Regions from separate parts of the Homo sapiens genome. Here region 2 is linked to region 1. Evidence: read pairs that join two places in POLR2A ChIA-PET (ENCODE). Cell type or tissue: PC-3. All regions are shown on one strand. Links, peaks and the distances in the headings refer to the core of each region. The heading gives the core; the rest is flanking DNA.

Region 1 (4,385 bases), core at 145-4,144:
CATATGAAAGTACAGAGCAGGGAAATCTACAGTGAAGGAAAGCGGATTAGCGGTTGTTTAGGGTCAGGGGAGGAGGATGGGAGTATGGGGAGTGAAAGCTAAAGGGTGTGGGGTTCCTTTTTGTGGTGAGAGAAACATGCTAGAGACCATTGAATTGTGAACTTCACATTGGTGAAGTGTATGGTATATGAAACATACAGCTCAGTGAAGCTGTTTAAAAAATTAGGAAGTCACCAGTAGCTTTGAGGAAGCATTTTTAATCAAGTACGAGTGATGAGGCCAGGATCCTGGGTGTGGTATGTTGAGGGTGATTGGGAGTTGCAAAGTGATGAAGGGGAAGCAATGCTGAGAGGTTATTTCAGGTTTGAGAAGATGTGAGGCTGCTTGGAGAGCAAGAGGAGGTAACCTGTCAGTGGAGAGGAAGGGGGTCGTCAGGGAGACAGTGACGGTTGATGGAGACAGGGCCAAAGGACATTCTTAGGGGAGGCACAGGTGGCAAGTGGAGCTTTTGAAGAGGAGAGAGGCCAGTTTCCCCCTAAAACACGAGGGAAAGAAAGAAGAATCCTGAGAGCTCATCGAAAACAGGAACCACATCAGATTTGTTTTTGTAATCTCCGCATCTATCTCAATTAATGGGAAATATACATTTATTCATTCACTAAACATTTAATGAGGGCAGACTGTGCCAGGCACTACTTCCCTGGCTAGTGATCCCACAGCAGCCCTCACAGACAAAACCAGCACACAGGCTGTGGAAGAGTTGTTAGTATTCACCAAACGTCCATGAGTGCCTCTATTTCCCAGCTTTCCTTGCAGTGAGGCTGAATCCACATGACTAGTTCTGGCCAATGGCCTGTGGGTGCATCACTTTCAGGTTGAGGCAATAAAGAGCCAGTGTTTGGCCTCCTTTTCTCCTCTTCTGCTATGGTGACCTTGGAAACCACACGTCCATGAAGCAATACGGATCCTTTCTGTGTGCAATGTGTTCTCGCCTCTTGATTTGCTTTGATTCTCCTCTCTATCTCCTCTTCCATTTCCTTCTCTCTGTCTTTCTTTTAAGTGCTGGTCACAACAGGCTAAATGATTTCATGAGTCACGAATAAGCTCTTTGAAAAATATTGTTCTAGATCAACACTTAATCTACACATGAAGCGTAAGGGATCTTGTTAATCCAGGTTCTGGCTCAGTAGGTATGAGTTGGGGCCTGAGAGTCTGCATTCTAAAAAGCTCCAAAGGCAGGGTGCAGTGGTTCACGTCCATCATCCCAGCACTTTGGGCCCAGGAGTTTGAGACTGGCCTGAGCAACATACTGAGACTCTGTTTCTACGAAAAAAAGTTTAAAAAGTAAAAAAATTAAAAAATGAAAAGCTCCTAGGTGGTGTGCTGCTGCTGCTCCAGGTTCAAGGGTCACAATTTTAGTAGCAAGGTCCTAGAGGGCATCCCTGTGCCCCTGGTAATGTCATTTTTGACAAAAGTGTATCTCACTGGAGTAATACACACATGCAGATGTAACAGACTTGCACATATGTATACTCATGTACATGTGTCCACCACACACGTGTGCCCACAGATTTGTGACCATACACTCCTCCCCAGGTACCCTTATTGGTATCTGTCAGCTTAAAAATGAGATATGTTCAAACATTTTGTTAATCGGCGTTTTGACCATGTGCCATTTAGTTGCATCTGGTGAGTGGGTGAACACACAGTCATCCTTGAGAACAGTCATGGGGGTGGATGGAGGGGAGATAGTGGGGGAGGAAATAAATCAAAACTCCAGCAAGAGTCAAAGGGAGCATCCTGTGCCTGGCAGAGTCCTCACTGCACTTGCTGGGCTTCATCCAACCCCTGTGTACCCATGGGGCACTTCTGGGGACATCAGTCATAATTCCTGCTTTCTACAACCATCCCTTTTGATTTTTCCATCATAAATAAAGTTCATCTTCTGTGTCTGTTGACATCATGCTGTAAGTCCCATGGCATCCCAGTCTCATGAATCTTCTGCCCTTTTTGGCAGCCCCACTAGTCTCATTTATTATTATTGTTGGCACCGTTGTTGTTTGCTAACAGTGATGATTCTCTGGGAACAGATTATATGAAAATATGAGCTTTACACAGAGAATAGCATTAATGCTGATGTTAATGAGTCATCAGCATGAATACCGCTGAGGTGAGAGGTAATCGTAAGGGCCTCTGTACCGTCATGTGGCATTTCAGTGTTTTGATGGGAAGCTTTTCATATACAAAGTAATATACATTAATTTGAGGCTACTATAAGAGGAATGTTTGCAAGCAAACAAAACAAACTTTTTTTCAAAAATGTGCCATTAAGGAATATAATAAGTCATTGAACATCCTCTAATGTAGAGTCATAAAAGCCTTACAAATTCCATCTATTCTTTTTCAAGGTACTTAAAGGAAACGAGTTCTATAGAAGCCAATACTCAGCCTTAGGACAATTGCTACAAATTATTAAACTCATGTTATGAAAGTGGGTGCAAGACATGAGTGAATGAATGGGTTACAGAACAATGGAAGTAAATCAAACACATAAATCACACTTCCAGCCGGGCGGTGGCTCACGCCTGTAATCCTAGCACTTTGGGAGGCTGAGGTGGGTGGCTCACACCTATAATCCCATCACTTTGGGAGGCTGAGGTGGGTGGATCACTTGAGGTCAGGAGTTTGAGAGCAGCCTGTCCAACATGGTGAAACCCCGTCTCTGCTACAAATACAAAAAACTAGCCAGGCGTGGTGGTATGCGCCTGTAATCCTAGCTACTCGGGAGGCTGAGGCAAGAGAATCGCTTGAACCCGGAAGGCGGAGGTTGCAGTGAGCCAAGATTGTACCACTGCACTCCACCCTGGGCAACAGAGTGAGACTCCATCTTAGAAAAAATAAATAAATAAAAGTAAATCACACTTCCACTCAGTTTCTCAGCCATGCAGGGTACACCTGCTTACTGTATCTTTCCCAAGAGCCATATAATTATGAAAAGAATAAGACTTTCCCTTTTATTATTTTAAAGACGGAGTATAAAAAGTATTTGTTCCTTTAAGACCACTTTATTGAGGTATGATTGACATATAAAGAGCTGTACATATTTAATGTATCCAACTCGATGAATTTAGGCATAAGTATACCCCTGTGAAACCATCACCACCACCAAGGCCATAGACATGCCCATCACTTTCCCAAGCTTCCTCCCACCCCCTTTTTTATTATCATTATTATTTTGTGGTAAGAGCACTTAATAGAAGATCTGCCCTCTTAGCGAATTTTAAGTATCCAAGACAGTATTGTTAGCTATAGGCACTATGCTGTAGTAGGTCTCTAGAATTTATTTATCTTGCATAACTAAAATTTTGTACCTTTGACCATCACTTTCCATTTCTCCTCCTCCAGCCCTTGGCAACCACCGTCCTGCTCTCTACTTCTATGAGTTCGACCATTTCAAGTTCCTCATCACACTGAAACCAGGCAGTATTTGTCTTTCTGTATGTGGCCTATTTCGGTTAGCATGATGTCCTCCAGGCTCAGCCAAATTGTCACAAGTGGCAGAATGTCACTTCTGTTTTTATGACTGAACCCCATTCCATTGCATATACATACCATGCTTCTTCATCCATTCCTCCGTCGATGGACATGTCGGTTGTTTCCATATCTTGGCTATTGTGAATAACACTGCAGCGAGCATGGGAGGGCAGTGTCTCTTTGAGATCCTGATTTCAGTTCCTTTGGATAAATACCCAAAATTAGGATTGCTGGATCATATGATCGTTCTATTTTTAATTGTTTGAGTAACCTCCACACCGTTTTCCATAATAGCTGTACCAATTTACATTCACGCCAATAATGTATCAGAGTTTCTGTTTTCCCACATATTCGCCAACACTTATCTTTTCTTTTTTTTTTGAGACAGAGTTTTGCCCTTGTTGCCCAGGCTGGAGTGCAATGGTGCAATCTCGGCTCACGACGACCTCCACCTCCCGGGTTCAAGCGATTCTCCTGCCTCAGCCTCCTGAGTAGCTGGGATTACAGGCATGCACCACCATGCCTGGCTAATTTGTATTTTCAGTAGAGACAGGGTTTCTCCATGTTGGTCAGGCTGGTCTCGAACTCCTGACCTCAGGTGATCCGTCCACCTCGGCCTCCCAAAGTTCCGAGATTACAGGCGTGAGCCACTGCGCCCGGCCATTTCGTTTTTAATATAATAGCCATCCTCCCAATGAGGTGATCTCTGATTATGATTTTTTTTTTTTTTTGAGACGGAGTCTTGCTCCTGTTACCCAGGCTGGAGTGCAATGGCGCAATCTCGGCTCACTGCAACCTGCACCTCCCAGGTTCCAGCGATTCTCCTGCCTCAGCCTCCCAAGTAGCTGGGG
Region 2 (4,385 bases), core at 227-4,226, 530 kb before region 1:
TTGCTCTTCCTTAGACTCAGTCCAGCAAGTGACAGATGGGCAGGTGGCTTTGGGGCTTGTACTTCTTTCTCTTGCCAGTCTAGGGATCCTGTCCCGGGGTTCTCTCTTGGACCCACATCTGCCTTACCTGGGCCTGGGCAAGGTTGTGGGGAGCTACAGGGAGCAAGTACCTTGTTTTCAGGCCCCAGGGAAGTTGGGCAGCCAGTGCTCACCTGCCCCTAATGGAGCCTCCCAATTCCCAGAAGCAGCTGCCTGTACCCTGTTGAAACTTCATGGCCACAGCCCCAGGCCCTGCTGGCATTGCCATGGGCAGCGTGGGCAGCCTGTTGGAACGGCAGGACTTCTCCCCTGAAGAGCTGCGGGCGGCACTTGCCGGGTCTCGGGGCTCCCGCCAGCCTGATGGGCTCCTCCGGAAGGGCTTGGGCCAGCGTGAGTTCCTCAGCTACCTGCACCTCCCCAAGAAGGACAGCAAGAGCACCAAGAACACCAAGCGGGCCCCTCGGAACGAGCCTGCCGACTATGCCACCCTCTACTACCGGGAACATTCTCGCGCGGGTGACTTCAGCAAGACCTCGCTGCCAGAACGGGGTCGCTTTGACAAGGTGCACCTTTGCCCATGCCCCTTACAAGGTGTGGGGAGGGTGGGGTCTCCTTGGAGACCCTGATGTTGGGATGGGGTGGGGACGGGGCATGCTGAGATACGAAAATCGTGCTATGGGCTGGCCTGAGGTTTGTTCACTGCCTCCTGGTGGCACGTGCCCCGCGGTCTCAAAGAGGATCCCTCAGGGGCTGTGAGAGCATCAGGAGGTAGAGCAGGCAGCTGCCCAGGTCTCACACCTGCCCTCTCTGCCCTCTCTTCCTGGCAGTGCCGCATTCGCCCCTCAGTGTTCAAGCCTACGGCGGGCAACGGGAAAGGCTTCCTATCCATGCAAAGTCTGGCGTCCCACAAAGGCCAGAAGCTGTGGCGCAGCAATGGCAGCCTGCACACGCTGGCCTGCCACCCGCCCCTGAGCCCCGGGCCCCGGGCCAGCCAGGCCCGGGCACAGCTGCTGCACGCCCTCAGCCTAGATGAGGGCGGCCCTGAGCCCGAGCCCAGCCTGTCCGACTCCTCCAGTGGGGGTAGTTTTGGTCGCAGTCCTGGTACTGGCCCTAGCCCCTTCAGCTCCTCCCTTGGCCACCTTAACCACCTCGGGGGCTCCCTGGACCGGGCCTCTCAAGGACCCAAGGAGGCTGGGCCACCAGCTGTGCTGAGCTGCCTGCCCGAGCCACCACCCCCCTACGAGTTCTCCTGCTCCTCTGCCGAGGAAATGGGAGCCGTGCTGCCCGAGACCTGTGAGGAGCTCAAGAGGGGCCTTGGCGATGAGGACGGCTCCAACCCCTTCACGCAGGTGAGGGAGCCCCTGCCCTGGAGTCCTGTTCTGTGCCTCAGCACTGGGGTACAGGCCAGAGAGAGGGGCCCCAGCCAGTTCACCCACGTGGCCGTGGACACAAGAGAGCAAGAAAGGGGGAGCTGGCTTGGCTTCCTTCCTCTGCATCCCAGGTGGTGGGGATGTCATGTCACTGGGGGTCCTTGCCTGGGAGTTGTGTGGGAAGGAGAGAGGCTCCCTGGGAGGGCCATGTGATGGGGACACCTCACCCTGGAGGGCATCCCGGGTTAAAGCGCATGTGTGGCTGGGTCCTGTGGTGTAGGGGCACAGGATATGATCAGTGGCTGGAGTATCAGGTGGAGCTCTGAGTCGCCTCTAGGGGGCAGGGCCACGGTGGATGCATCTCTTCCCCTTGACAGGTGCTGGAGGAGCGCCAGCGGCTGTGGCTGGCTGAGCTGAAGCGCCTGTATGTGGAGCGGCTGCACGAGGTGACCCAGAAGGCTGAGCGCAGCGAGCGCAACCTCCAGCTGCAGCTGTTTATGGCTCAGCAGGAGCAGCGGCGCCTGCGCAAGGAGCTGCGGGCTCAGCAGGGCCTGGCTCCGGAGCCTCGGGCCCCCGGCACCCTCCCAGAGGCTGACCCCAGTGCACGACCAGAGGAGGAAGCCCGATGGGAGGTGAGAGATGACACAGGGCTCCGAGACTCTCCCATCTCCATTGCCGGTCCCTTCTTCTGCCTGCCCCCTCCCAAACCGGCTCCCCACACCCTACTTTGCTTGCGTCCTCCCCATCCCCCAGGTGTGCCAGAAGACAGCAGAGATTAGCCTCTTGAAGCAGCAGCTGCGTGAAGCCCAGGCGGAACTGGCCCAGAAGCTGGCGGAGATCTTCAGTCTGAAGACACAACTTCGGGGCAGCCGGGCACAAGCCCAGGCTCAGGACGCAGAGCTGGTCCGGCTGCGCGAGGCTGTGCGCAGCCTGCAGGAGCAGGCCCCTCGGGAGGAAGCCCCAGGCAGCTGTGAGACTGATGACTGCAAGAGCAGGGGCCTGCTAGGGGAGGCAGGAGGCAGCGAGGCCAGAGACAGTGCTGAGCAGCTGCGGGCTGAGCTGCTGCAGGAGCGACTTCGGGGCCAGGAGCAGGCGCTGCGCTTTGAGCAGGAGCGGCGGACTTGGCAGGAGGAGAAGGAGCGCGTGCTGCGCTACCAGCGGGAGATCCAGGGAGGGTACATGGACATGTACCGCCGCAACCAGGCACTGGAGCAGGAACTGCGGGCACTGCGGGAGCCCCCCACACCCTGGAGTCCCCGGCTCGAGTCCTCCAAGATCTGAGGCCAGCAGAGCGAGCTGACAGCAGCAACACTGTCAGAAGGTGCCCTGAGACGGCCGGCTCAGCCTTCCCTTGCACTGGTTGGGGTGGAACCTGCAGAGGCCAGCCCGGGGCTGGGGAGGCGCAAGGAGAGGAGGGATCCAGTGGGGCCGTGGGCTGGGTAGGGTGCCTTGGCAGGAGCCAGGACAAGGCCCTCCTGGCAGAGGAGCACCTAGGCAGGGCCCAGCCCTGCTTCCTGGAGTGGATGTGGCCCAGAGAAGGAGGCTGGGGGATCACCAGCCCCAAGGTCCCGAAGGGCAGGTCAGAGGGAGAGAGGCTGGAGACCTGGGCTGGGGCCTTCCTCCAGGGAAGGAGGCTGGGGTGGGAACACTGGCCTCCCCCAGAATAAAACCATGTTTTCTACCAGAGGCTCAGAATACGCTGAGCCTGTGACCAGAGGATGATGGATGGTCGGGATTGAGGCTGTTGACCTGGGCAGTAGCTCCTCCCATGGCCAGTGGTCAGTGGGAGGGTGTGCCCTGCGCCTGTCTGCATGGCCACTGGGCATGTGTGTTGGGAGCAGAGGAGTCCTACTCCTTGCCTCAGCCCCACACGGTTCCTTAGCTGCCGTGTGGGCTGAAATTCCTTTCTTTAGCACCAGTGGAGTTTTCAGAAGGAACAACACCAGGGAATGCCAAAAAAACAAAGGGCAAGTCAACCAAGGCATTTTGAGAACATGAAATGTCTTCTTGGTGGGAAGGCTGGGCCCCAGGAGTATCCACAGGCTCAGGCCATGCCCCTCCCCGCACCCACCTCCTGTCTCCCTCCCTCCCTCCATAGGAGTGGGGGGCCCCTAGAAGTGCTCTGCCTCATTCCCTGTTCGTAGGAAGGTGCAGGAGAGGAGGTGGGCAAGCTTATGGGTTTCTTGGTAAAGAGCCTTTACCACAGCAAGGAATGGGAACATTTCCCCATCAGCAACGGGGCTCTAGGGCATTATTAAGTAGGGGTGAAATATGATTGATTTGCATTCTGGAAAGCTCTCCCAGGAGGAAGCATTCCCCACCCCACCTTGCCTCTGTCCTGCGCTGGGCTCCAGGACGGTCAGTCCTCCCGGATCCCTGCTCTCAGCTAAGGCTGGTCCCTAAAACCCACACCTGCCTTTGGTCTCTCAGAGGCCTGGCTTGCCCTCTGGGCCTTTGCTCCCCCGCTGGGTGCCCGGCCTGGAACACAGGTTCTGTCTGGCTGTGTGAGTGGCGTCTCTCCCTTCCTTTGAGGGAAGCTCAGCTTTCTTACGCGCTCATCGTTGGACGGGCTGCCATGCATTGCGTGCTTACTGGGCGCCAGGTGCTGTGCTGGGCCCTTGTGAGTGTGGGGGCACAGGCTGAATTAGATGAGCTCCTGCCGCAGGGGGCCCTGCACACTGATGTCAGCTCACCAGTCTCTTCCCTGACAGGGCAGCTCAGGGAACTTCTGAGAAGTTATCTGCAGAGAGCCCCACCTCACTCCCTTTGGCTACCCTGGCCGTGCCTGGCAGCCCCTCAGGCCCCACAGGTGGGTCCTGGTTGTGAAGTGGAGTTAGTGCACATGGATGTCAGGGGACGGGTGTGAGGCATGAGCTGGGGGGGCCCCCTTTTTCAGGGCAGAGAATGAGGCGTGTGCACTGTCTGCTGTGGGGATGGTGTGTTTATGGCCATGTAAGTGGCAGGTGTGTGTAAAGA

Evidence for each region. Peaks named below come from ENCODE experiments on the same cell type or tissue, not always from the same donor. Only the 100,000 strongest peaks of a DNase experiment are listed, where the experiment ranks them.
Region 2: POLR2A ChIA-PET joins it to region 1 with 5 read pairs; 1 of 35 experiments calls an interaction of 5 or more read pairs at or near these places.

The regions. Positions count from the first base shown.
Region 1 is chr5:178,649,513-178,653,897 of GRCh38, forward strand. No RefSeq gene overlaps it. Among named protein-coding and RNA genes, the nearest start is that of CLK4, 25 kb to the left of the region's middle. In PC-3, for the core only: no CTCF peak of the experiment used is centred there; a DNase peak (open chromatin) is centred at 2,079; H3K27ac peaks cover 1,601 bases.
Region 2 is chr5:178,119,312-178,123,696 of GRCh38, forward strand. It overlaps N4BP3 (NEDD4 binding protein 3), which reads left to right. Exons shown (of 5, transcript NM_015111.2): 2 at 243-602; 3 at 867-1,388; 4 at 1,787-2,041; 5 at 2,163-4,385. The coding sequence starts at 273. The coding sequence ends at 2,690. Among named protein-coding and RNA genes, the nearest start is that of N4BP3, 8.0 kb to the left of the region's middle. RefSeq lists enhancers at 1,477-2,279, 1,617-1,676, 1,787-1,836, 2,017-2,146, 2,167-2,216. In PC-3, for the core only: a CTCF peak has its summit at 1,735 (motif pointing right); a DNase peak (open chromatin) is centred at 1,790; H3K4me3 peaks cover 683 bases.